2 separate regions of the Homo sapiens genome follow, and region 1 is linked to region 2. Evidence: chromatin loops called from intact Hi-C (ENCODE). Cell type or tissue: Caco-2. All regions are shown on one strand. Links, peaks and the distances in the headings refer to the core of each region. The heading gives the core; the rest is flanking DNA. Region 1 overlaps DHX15 (DEAH-box helicase 15). Region 2 has its middle 17 kb from the start of LINC02473.

Region 1 (5,389 bases), core at 76-5,075, 75 kb before region 2:
TAGAACCAAGACTGCCACATAACAGATGTTCAATAAATTAGTTTATAATTGTTTGTATAATTAATGGTCCTTAAAGTGCCACATCTGTTTCACCTTTACCTCCAGCCCTAAAAGAATACTTGAATTGATTCATTCCGGTGACAAGTCACGTCAAGGTTTAAGTTTACATCCCCAATTGTAATTCAATTATTGTGCCAAAAGGAACTTTATTAAATTGGTTTTATTGAGTCCCTCTCTAACTGGGTTAACTGGTTAAAAAGATCCAATAATTTCTCCAACTGGATATCTACCATCATCACCAACAGCAGCAAGAATCAGCAATGCTGACTGATGCACCCCTAAACAGAGTGCCATAAATGACGAAGAGTTGTACACAGACAACTATACCTGATCTCAGAACAACCCTATCAGGTAGTTAGTACCAGCTCCATCTTTTGAAAAAGAAACAAGCACATGAGGGCTACTTAACACATAGTTAATGTCACAGCTAATACGTGGGCAGAGCTAGGACAACTCAGACACTGACCCTAGAGGCTATGCTCTAGGATCTATTTCCTTTTGATTCTCTTCACAAACCACCATTTTTTTTTTTTTTTAAGAGAGATGGAGTCTTGCTCTGTCACCCAGGCTGGAGCGCAGTGACACAATCCTAGCTCACCTCAGTCTCAAACTCTTGGGTCCAAGTGATCCACTCACCTCATCCAAGTAGCTGGGACTACAGGTACATACCACCACACCTGGCTCATTTTTTTAATATATAAATCTTTTTGGAGAGCCAGGGTCTCACTATGTTACCCACCCTGGACTCAAGTGATCCTCCTGCCTCAGCCTCCCAAAGTGTTGGGACTACATGTGTGAGCCTCTGCTCCTGGCCTCAAGGTATTTTTAAACGAAGTTGTCTTGTTGGAAACCCACTCTGGAATCTGCATAAGTAGTCTTTATACAGTTGGTGCTTCAGTCAGCTGTTTCCAGAGGCACCAAAGAATCCGCTATGGCAATGCCCTGTAATTCCCTATCCCATAACCCCTGTTCTGGCTAACCACTACTTTAAATTCAACCCTTGACTTAAATTCCAACTTCCTGGCCGGGAGCAGTGGCTCACGCCTGTAATCCCAGCACTTTGGGAGGCTGAGGTGGGTGGATCACTTGACGTCAGGAGTTTGAGACCAGCCTGGCCAACACGGTGAAACTCTGTCTCTACTAAAAATACAAAAAGTAGCTGGGCATGGTGGCACACGCCTGTAATCTCAGCTACTCGGGAGGGTGAGGCATGAGAATCGCTTGAACCCGGCGGGTGGAGGTTGCAGTGAGCCGAGATGGCACCACTGCACTCCAGCCTGAGTGACAGATGAGATGAGACTCTATCTCAAAAATAAATAAATAAATCCAACATCTTCCCACCTAAACTTATTCTCAAATCATTCTTTCATATAAACACCCATATTCTACTTCAGAAGGTTAATCACAATGTCAAACTTTTTATTTACATTTTTATTTGCTTTAACAAGAACAGGGACTAGATTCACTTTTCATTATACCTAGTACTGCCCAACACATAGAAGGTACTTAACTATTAGCTGACTGAATGACTAATCATTATGTGTACAAATTATTAGATTCCTTCAACACAAAAATCTCTAATTTTACAGCTTACGAAAAAATAAAAAGGAAGCATATCACCTAAAATAACAGTAAAATTACCTACCAAATTAACAACTTCAATTATTACGTTTTTCTACGCTTACAAGATTATCAAATTGTTTTCTTCCCTAAAAAATTATCAGCTCCTTCAAAAAACTGAAGGTGATTTCCTGAATTAAAATATGTTACAACCAGGCTGGGCGTGGTGGCGGCTGCCTGTAATCCCAGCACTTTGGGAGGCAGAGGCGGGCGGATCACAAGGTCAGGAGTTTGAGACCAGCCTGGCCAATGTGGTGAAACCCCGTCTCTACTAAAAATACAAAAATTAGCTGGGCGTGGTGGCGGGGGCCTGTAATCTCAGCTACTTGGGAGGCTGAGGCAGGAGAATGGCTTGAACCCGCGAGGTGGAGGCTGCAGTGAGCCGAGATCGTGCCACTGCACTCCAGCCTGGGCGACAGAGCAAGACTCCGTCTCCAAAAAAAAAAAAAAAAAGTTACAACCACAGACAAATGCTTCTTAAAATCCACTGCAAAAGGGCTACACCAGAAGCCAACAACCTCTCCTTCCTTACATCAAAATGAATCAAGGTATTTTACACTGACTAGTCACAAATACAGCAATATATTGTTCCCTGACTGGTAAGCTCTTTAGGTATCTCTTTGGGTTTTTTCTTCATAATTTCCACTCCAAGAAAACAGGAAAGTAAGTATGTTGCAAAAAGAATGCTTCAGAAGAAAAGGATGGGGACAAGCAAACACATAAAAAAGGAAATATAAAAACCATTTAGGAGTGGCAGCTTTGTAAACTTACTTGTTCACTGGGATGGGGTAGCCATTTAAGGCTAGACTAACAGAGTGTGCACTAAGTTATACCAGATCCAATCTTCCGAAAAGAGCACAGTGTCAGATCTATAACCTAAAATTTATGAATAGGTATCCCAAACACTGAAGAAACTATCTTATAGACCCTTAATCTATATGCGGACAATTTAAAGATACTTTATTTAGCTAAAATGCTCTCAAACTATGGTTAAATTCTGTGCTCCTCAAACATAATCTGCCTAAGTTAGCCTCTTTACCACCCTAGAGTGAAAATTAAAGTTCGCCCTGGCTACACAATGGATATATAAGCATTTTATATCTATATATGATAAGAGCTACATTTAATGAAGCATTCCCATTAGTTAAGTTCTTCCTATCAAATAGCAAAGTTACATTTGAAATTTTTAAATTTTAAGCTAACTTATTGTAATAATACACTCCTTTACTTATATTACTTAAAGGCAACACCAGGTTAGCTCCTAGAAGAAACCCCAATAAGCTTACCCTGTCTTAAGTAAGCTTTTACAAGTAGTTATAACCTCTAGAAAATGCTCCATTAAAAAAATCACAATGCCAAAAATACTTCATTTGAACTATAAAATCTGTTACTTGTCATTCCCTATGAAGTGAACCAAAATCTTTCAGAGGTACTCATCTTTTGAAAGCCTATCCTCCACCCACTTCCTACTACACATACACACAGCACCAATATTGCATAACTTTCTTGTATCCCAATTTCCAAATTCTGTTCTCAACTGTGGCTTACCAAAAAAATTCAATGCAATGTGAATCAAGTCAGAATAATGATATTCCTCCTAAAGATGAGTAAAATCTCCCCCTTATTATCCTCAAGTCCTTGACATTACCTGCATTTTAAAGTAATACAACATAATGAGCTATGATTTTGCTTATGCAATTATTGTCAATTATACTGTAATTACCAGTGATCAATAACGTATCACTGAACAACTACAAGAATTTATTCAGTGAAGATTAAGGTTTAAGCCAAAAATATGTCCCATAAAGTCATAAGGATAAGCTTATTTAAATATTTTAAAGTTCAACTGCTATTAAATATCACGCTGAATAAAAAGTTCTAATAAAATGAGATAAATCAAAGAATTAGAAAAAACTGACACAAATGTTGAATGAAAACTGGATATTTTGATCCAATAAATTGTTTTAAGTTATGATAGCTCTATTTTAAGAAACTATCTCAGAGATACACACTGAAATATTTATATATATAATTATTTGGTATCTAAGACTGCTTCGAAATAACATGGGACAGGGAAATAAATTAAGATTGGATATGAAATAAATAAGACTGAAATAGTTAAAAGTCGATGATAAACACATGCAGTTCATTATTCTATTCAATTTCTGCGGCTGGGTGTAGTGGCTCACGCCTGTAATCCCAGCACTGTGGGAGGCTGAGGCGGGCGGATCATGAGGTCAGGAGTTAGAGACCAGCCTGGCCAACATAGTGAAACCACAACTCTACTAAAGATACAAAAAGTTAGCCAGGCATGGTGGCGCACACCTATAGTCCCAGCTACCTGAGAGGCTGAGGCAGGAGAATCGCTTGAACCCGGGAGGCGGAGGTTGCAGAGAGCCGAGATGGCGCCACTGCACTCCAGCCTGGGCAACAGAGTGAGACTCCATCTCAAAAAAAAAAAAAAAAAAAAAAAAGAGAGACTCTTGTTTCATTTATCCCATTAACACTATATATCTCTCTGACAACAAAGACTCTGACAACAAAGACTCATATCACTGCCTACACAACGCTCCAAAATGGTTTTTAAAAACCTCAGGGAGAAGATCACATAGATATGATTTTTCTTTTTTTTTAAAAGAAATGTGGTCTTGCTATGTTGCTCAGGTTCAAATGCAGTAGCTATCACAGGCATGATCAGAGCACACTGTAGCCTTGAACTCCTGGCCTCAAGCAATAATCCTGCTTCAGCCTACGAAGTGGCTGGGAATAAACAGGCATATGCCACTGAGCCCCACTCAAACAAGTCACATTTAAAAGGACTTAAATATCACATAAATACAGAATAAGCAGAAGCAACCAGAGGGAAGACTTGAGAAAGAATCATCATCAGGTAGCATACATCATAACTTATGCAGAATGCAAGTATAAGACAATAAAAAGTTGGTAGAGTTAAAACATTAGAAAGCTCAATACAGTAGTCAATTATCTGCACCATAGCTATAGAGGAACAAGGACCTAGAGGCAGCTCTAACAGTGTATTACAGAACAAAAGATTCCTCTTTTTAGCTTATAACAGATGCACGGTAATAGCTGCATAATTAACATTAAAAGTCCCCTCTCCCCTAAATAAATCACATCCCATCCTATACATTCTTCTTTCTAAAAGTAGTTATCTTTTACTAAGTAAGACATATCACTTTCCTTTTCTTTCACAATTAAGTCATACACCATTGTGTCTACTAAAACCACACATTTTACAGTATCAGTAACATTTCACCTAAAATGCAGAACCAAGTAACTAAAATCTGACCTTTGAACTTCAATTTCTACCAAGTAACTATAGATTACCAATAATATATAATTAAACTAAGGTCATGTGGTAAGTCTAAGAAGGCCTACTTTGGATAATTCTAAATTTGGATGACATAAGCCTGCACTAGCAAAGTCTTCTATCTAATAGCAGAAAATGGCAAGCAGAGGACTAAAAGCGTCATTAAAGATATAGTACTTACTTAAGAATGGTTTTTGCACTACTGCAGTCTTCAAATCGAATGGAGTAACCAACTTCCTGGCCCAACATCACATCCATCTCATCAGCAACTCTCTGAGCCACACTCATTGCAGCCACTCTCCTGGGTTGGGTACAGGCAACTCCTCTCTTGGGTCCTGGTAATGATCGCATGTACTCCACACACCACTGTGGAATCTA
Region 2 (5,389 bases), core at 196-5,195:
TTATTGGCCTTTCCTTAAGCAGAGGCTTCTGTTCCGTCCCCAGACCCACCCATAGCCTTAAACTTCAGGGGCCATGAGACACAGGGGGTGACCTGGGGTTCTTTGGTTTTTCTGAACTCTCAATGGAGCCTCCATTTTCATCAGCAGGTCTCAAATCCGTCACCTGCATTCTGTCTTCCTCCATTATCCCTCCACACCCTTCAGCTCTCTTCCCTCTTTCAGTCATTCTGCTGTACCTGTTTCCAGTGGAGGGTGTCCGGGTTCTTGGCGTCTTAAAAAAAGAATTGGTCAAAACGCACAAACAAAGCAAGGAGGGAATGGTTTTATAGAAAAAGATAGTGTACACTCCACAGTGTGGGAGCGGGCCCGGGCATAGGAGCTCAAAGGCCCCATTACAGAATTTTTGGGAGTTCAAATACCCCCTAGAGGATTCCACTGCTTACTTCGGGTTCTCCTTATGTAAACGGAGAGGATGAAGTAAAGTTACAAAGTCATTTATGGCATACGCCCTGTGGGGAGGATATTTCCTGTTATAGCTGAAGTGTGAATCGGCCTTATGTTCCCTGCCTCCAAGGCAGACCCTATTTTCCTGCCTTATCTCCCCGCTCAGAGATGTGATCCCCATAAATCTTTATGGAAGGTAGAGAGACAGATGGTCTTTTTTTTTTTTTCTGTAACTGCTTCATGCTGCCTTGGGGCGTAGTCCCTACCTCTTGGGGATCACGGAACTCTCACCCTGTTCTGTCTAGTGGAGGCAGGGTAGCTTCTTGATGTCCAGGGGTGGTGCCTTCACCTGGAACTGGCTGGAACCTTTGTTGTCTGATCATCTAAAGCTTGACAGTCTCTAGGTGAGAGGAAATGAATTTGGTTAAAAGATTTAATGGGAACTTCAGAGGGTGGATACCCATGCTGTCAGAAATGTTTGTTATAGAGATTTGCAGGAGAAAAAACAAAACCTGGTCTGTTCTAGAATCTATGTGTTTCCTTAAAGTCTTAGCATGAGCAACTCCATTTTGGTTTTGTTTGGTTTGGTTTGTGGGGGACTAGTGCATGAGCTCAGTCCAAAACAATGGCCTCCCATAATTGTGTTTAAAAAAATTCCCTGTTTTTGGTCAGGCTCTCACTTAGATGAGAGTGTAACCAAAACTTAGGGCCTTAGTGCCACTCTCTGTTACCACCTTTTTGGGTTTCCGGTCTCAGCATATCATTCTTAGGTTATGATGTCCTCATGGTTGCACATTTCATTCAGCTCCTGTTATTCCAGTTGAAGAGAGACCATATGACATTCTAGAGATGGCTGCATGCAAGTATTTAAAACCTTTGAGGGAATACAGCATGCCAGGGAGACTATTATTATGACTATTGGGAGGATAATACCAAGAGTTTGGAGTATGTTCCTTACACAAGGTCTCCATAAATCAAACCTCCTAAAATCAAACAGATCAAAGAATGAGCTAGATAAAGAGTTTGCTCACTTGACTAAGCAATTTCTTCGTCAATCCCCTACCACTGAATTTATATAATCTTCATTTGATGTATTTCCCCATAGGCCACAAGTGCCAGCAGCTGCACAGATACATTTCTGTTTAGCCAATTCTATTGTTTAGCATATTTTTCACAAGAGAATTTAAAGTCTGTTGTGTAACTGTAGCCTTTAAACTAGAATTTGCTATAGAACCTATCATGAGGGATACATTTCTAATCATTGCTTCTTTTACTTAAACCATGGAAAAAGGACCTAACAAGTGAATCCCTTTTAGAAGAATGAAGACCTTCTGGCAATGTTCTCTTTAACCCATGATGTGGGTTAAGAGGAGTGAACCAATGTTTTGTTTTTGACTGATTATGAGGCAACACATATACCATTAAAATTTCTCACCTACATTGGGCCTTCATCTTTTATCTGTCAAAGTAGAAGTTTACCCATGTATAAGGCTGGCTGCAAACTCCTTCACAAATAAAAGTCTACTCCATTAGTGCACACAACAGACCCCTTTTCCACTTCTATTGTTCATAGAGGCATAAGCAAGGAAAAATATTCAAAGATAAGAGTTTCATCATGGCAGAGGTCTTAATTTGTGAACTTGGGAAAAGCAGTTCACATCAAGGATGCCATCCTCTTCTTGGGAGAAATTTCCCCGGTTTGTTTTACCTTAAAGATTCCGGCCGGGTGCAGTGGCTCACGCCTGTAATCCCAGCTCTTCTGGAGACCGAGGCAGGCGGATCATGAGGTCAGGAGATCGAGACCATCCTGGCTAACACAGTGAAGCCCCATCTCTACTAAAAATACAAAAAATTAGCCGGGCGTGGTAGGAGGCGCCTGTAGTCCCAGCTACTCGGGAGGCTGAGGCAGGAGAATGGTGTGAACCCGAGAGGCGGAGCTTGCAGTGAGCCGAGATGCACCACTGCACTCCAGCCTGGGGGACAGAGCGATACTCTGCCTCAAAAAAAAAAGATTCCAATGGGTGCACAGCTAGCTCCAAGAGTGTGGAGGGACTCTTCTCAGTTGTGAGATCATGAACCCAAATTTCAAGGTCCCAAAGTTTTGTTGTAGTGTGGATGGCCTGCCTTCTACTTTACACAGGGTTCTCGTAAGCCTTTCTCTGAATTGTATTTTTTACCAAAAACTTCCCTACAAACAACTCTCAGGACAGCCAATTGTTAAATTGTCAGGAAGTTTGCAAGCTGGTTGACTTCATGAGGATAGCTTGAACTTGGTCATAGCAGACTATTTATGGTATAAATTAGCACCCCTGTCCCAGAGCTGGATGTTAGGCACTTACCAGCACACCACTGTTCATGTCTTTATGATTTTATTTTCTCTCCTCTTGCCTCCCCCACCACCTGTCTAAATTTAATTCAGAATCACTATTTCCACTTGTGGTAGAAACATAGAACATTTGCATTTGAAAATATAAAATGGTCAAGAGCAAGTGGTCTCATCTTTCTAAGTTTTCGTCTCCTGTCCGTAAAGTGGTGATAGCAACATCTTCCTCATAGGTTGTGGTGGGATGAGGTGATGTCATATACATCTGGTCTCAGCAAATACTCAATACTCTCTGGCCATATCACTGGTCTCATTCTCTGCATGCACCCAGCCTTGGGTTACTTATTTATCAACCGACACGTTTTGGAGCTCGCATTCTTTGAATAGCTGACACTAATGACTCATCAGTGAAGTGTGTTTTCAGTAGGAAAATGCTCACAACAATCAGTGCACACTCTTCTACATCTGTGATGAACTATGAAAACCAGGTCTCTTTCTGCAAAGCTATACCCTGAGAAGTCAGAGAGTATTCTGAATTAAATTCTTACACTGTTATCCATGCTGGACTTATTTTACTTGGCCAAAGTTATTCTTCTGAGAGCACCCACCTGGCATTTATCTCTATTCAACTTTGCCTTAGTTATGTAGGACCAGCTTTCCTATGTGTTGAGGTCATTGTGCATTGAGGTCAGTCATGAATAGGCTGGGCAACAGCCCTTATCTCCCCTTCTCCAGAGTCTGAAACAGTGCATTCCCTCCTATGCATCATCTGACATGGATAAAGGCTGTTAATGTGTTTTGCCCAATGGAATTCATATCTGATTCTCTCTGCAACAGTGATTTTACTTGGAAAAAGAAATATTTTCCTATACTAGTGCTACTATATTTGATGAGATTAATTGCCCTCTACTTTAAAATATGCATATTTTAATGGCTAACAAAGATCTCAAGAAATACATAAAGTAAAAATAAAAGTCAGAAAAAAATAGAGGTTATTTGTTTGACTTTGGGAAGTGCCAAAGTTCTTTTATTGCTGCTCCATGGTTCCTATGGATCATTTTATTTTAAAGTTAGGTTTACCGAGGTATAATTCACACACTATAAAATTTATTTTAGTGTAGAGTTTATGAGTCTTTCCAAACACATGTGTTGTGTAACCACCACCATAATGAGGAGATGAAACATTTCCATTCCTTCCCCAAATTCCCTAAGGCTTTTTGTAGCCAGTCCCCTTCTGCCAACAACAGGCCCTGGCAACCACTGATCTGTTTTTCTGTACCTATAGCTTTGCCTTTTTCTGGGAAGTCATACTAATAGGAATCATACAATATGTAGTCAGACAATATTTTGAGTCTGGCTTTTTTTTTACTTAACTAATACATTTGAGATGTTGATATGGTTTGGATTTGTGTCTCTGCACAAATATCATGTTGAATTGTAATCCCCAGTGTTGGGGAAGGGGCCTGGAGGGAGGTGATTGGATCACGGGAGCGGATTTCCCCTTTTCTGTTCTCATGATAGTGAGTGAGTTCTCACGAGATCTGGTTGTTTAGAAGTGTGTAGCACCTCCCCCTTCCCTCTCTCTCTCTCCTGCTCCACCACGTGAAGATGTACGTACTTGGTTCCCTTTCGCCTTCCATCATGATGGTAAGTTTCCTGAGTCCTCCCCAGCCATGCTTCCTGTATAGCCTTCCTGTATAACTGTGAGCCAATGAAACCCTTTTTTTTTTTTTTTTTTTTTGAGACGGAGTCTTGTTCTGTCGCCCAGGCTAGAGTGCAGTGGCATGATCTTAGCTCACTGCAATCTCCGCCTCCCAGGTTCAAGCAATCCTCCTGTCTCAGCCTCCCGAGTAGCTGGGACTACAGGTGCCCACCACCACTCCCAGCTAATTTTTGTATTTTTAGTAGAGACGGGGTTTCACCATATTGGTCAGGCTGGTCTCGAACTCCTGACCTCAGGTGATCCATCTGCCTCGGCCTCCCAAAATGCTGGGATTACTGGCGTGAGCCACCTCACCCGGCCTTCAGGTAGTTCTTTATAGCAATGCAAGAATGGAATAATATAGACGTATTGATGGTATACTGGTACTAGTAGTTGTTTTTTTAAAATTGCTGAATAGTGTTTCATTGTATGAATGTACCACATTTTGTTTATCCATTCACCAGTAGAAAGGCATTTGGGTTGTTTCAAGTTTTTGGTGATTATGAATAAAGCCACTATAATAAATATCTGCATACAGATTTCTGTATGAACATAGCCTTTCATTTACTGGAAGTAAATTCTATGGACCATCTTCTTTGCCCCCACCCAAACTCCTGTGGCTCCCCCATCGTCCTCAGAAATCACCACCCTGGGGAACTGAGTACTGTTTTTACTTCCAGCAGAGAGGTGTGAGTTCTGGTGCCAAGAAGCAGTTTCACTTTTAGGTTTCTGGACAGCAGACATATATACCCTCTGTGGAGATAGAGAAATAAATAATAAGCAGGTAAATAGATGGGTGATAGACTGAGGGAGAAGTGAGGAAAAACAAGGCCAGTAAGCATGAGACAGGGCTTCTACATCAGGTGCTGTAATTAAGGGCTTCTTCTTAATTAGCAGCCCAGCTGCCTATAAAATTGAAT

Evidence for each region. Hi-C counts contacts between places; a loop is a spot of excess contacts. Peaks named below come from ENCODE experiments on the same cell type or tissue, not always from the same donor. Only the 100,000 strongest peaks of a DNase experiment are listed, where the experiment ranks them.
Region 1: a loop joins it to region 2, with 2.3 times the contacts of the local background. A loop is called at or near these places in 1 of 110 quality-filtered maps.

What each region holds. Positions count from the first base shown.
Region 1 is chr4:24,565,462-24,570,850 of GRCh38, forward strand. It overlaps DHX15 (DEAH-box helicase 15), which reads right to left. Exons shown (of 14, transcript NM_001358.3): 3 at 5,193-5,386. Among named protein-coding and RNA genes, the nearest start is that of DHX15, 16 kb to the right of the region's middle. In Caco-2, for the core only: no CTCF peak of the experiment used is centred there; no DNase peak of the experiment used is centred there.
Region 2 is chr4:24,639,994-24,645,382 of GRCh38, forward strand. No RefSeq gene overlaps it. Among named protein-coding and RNA genes, the nearest start is that of LINC02473, 17 kb to the right of the region's middle. In Caco-2, for the core only: no CTCF peak of the experiment used is centred there; DNase peaks (open chromatin) are centred at 3,098 and 3,468.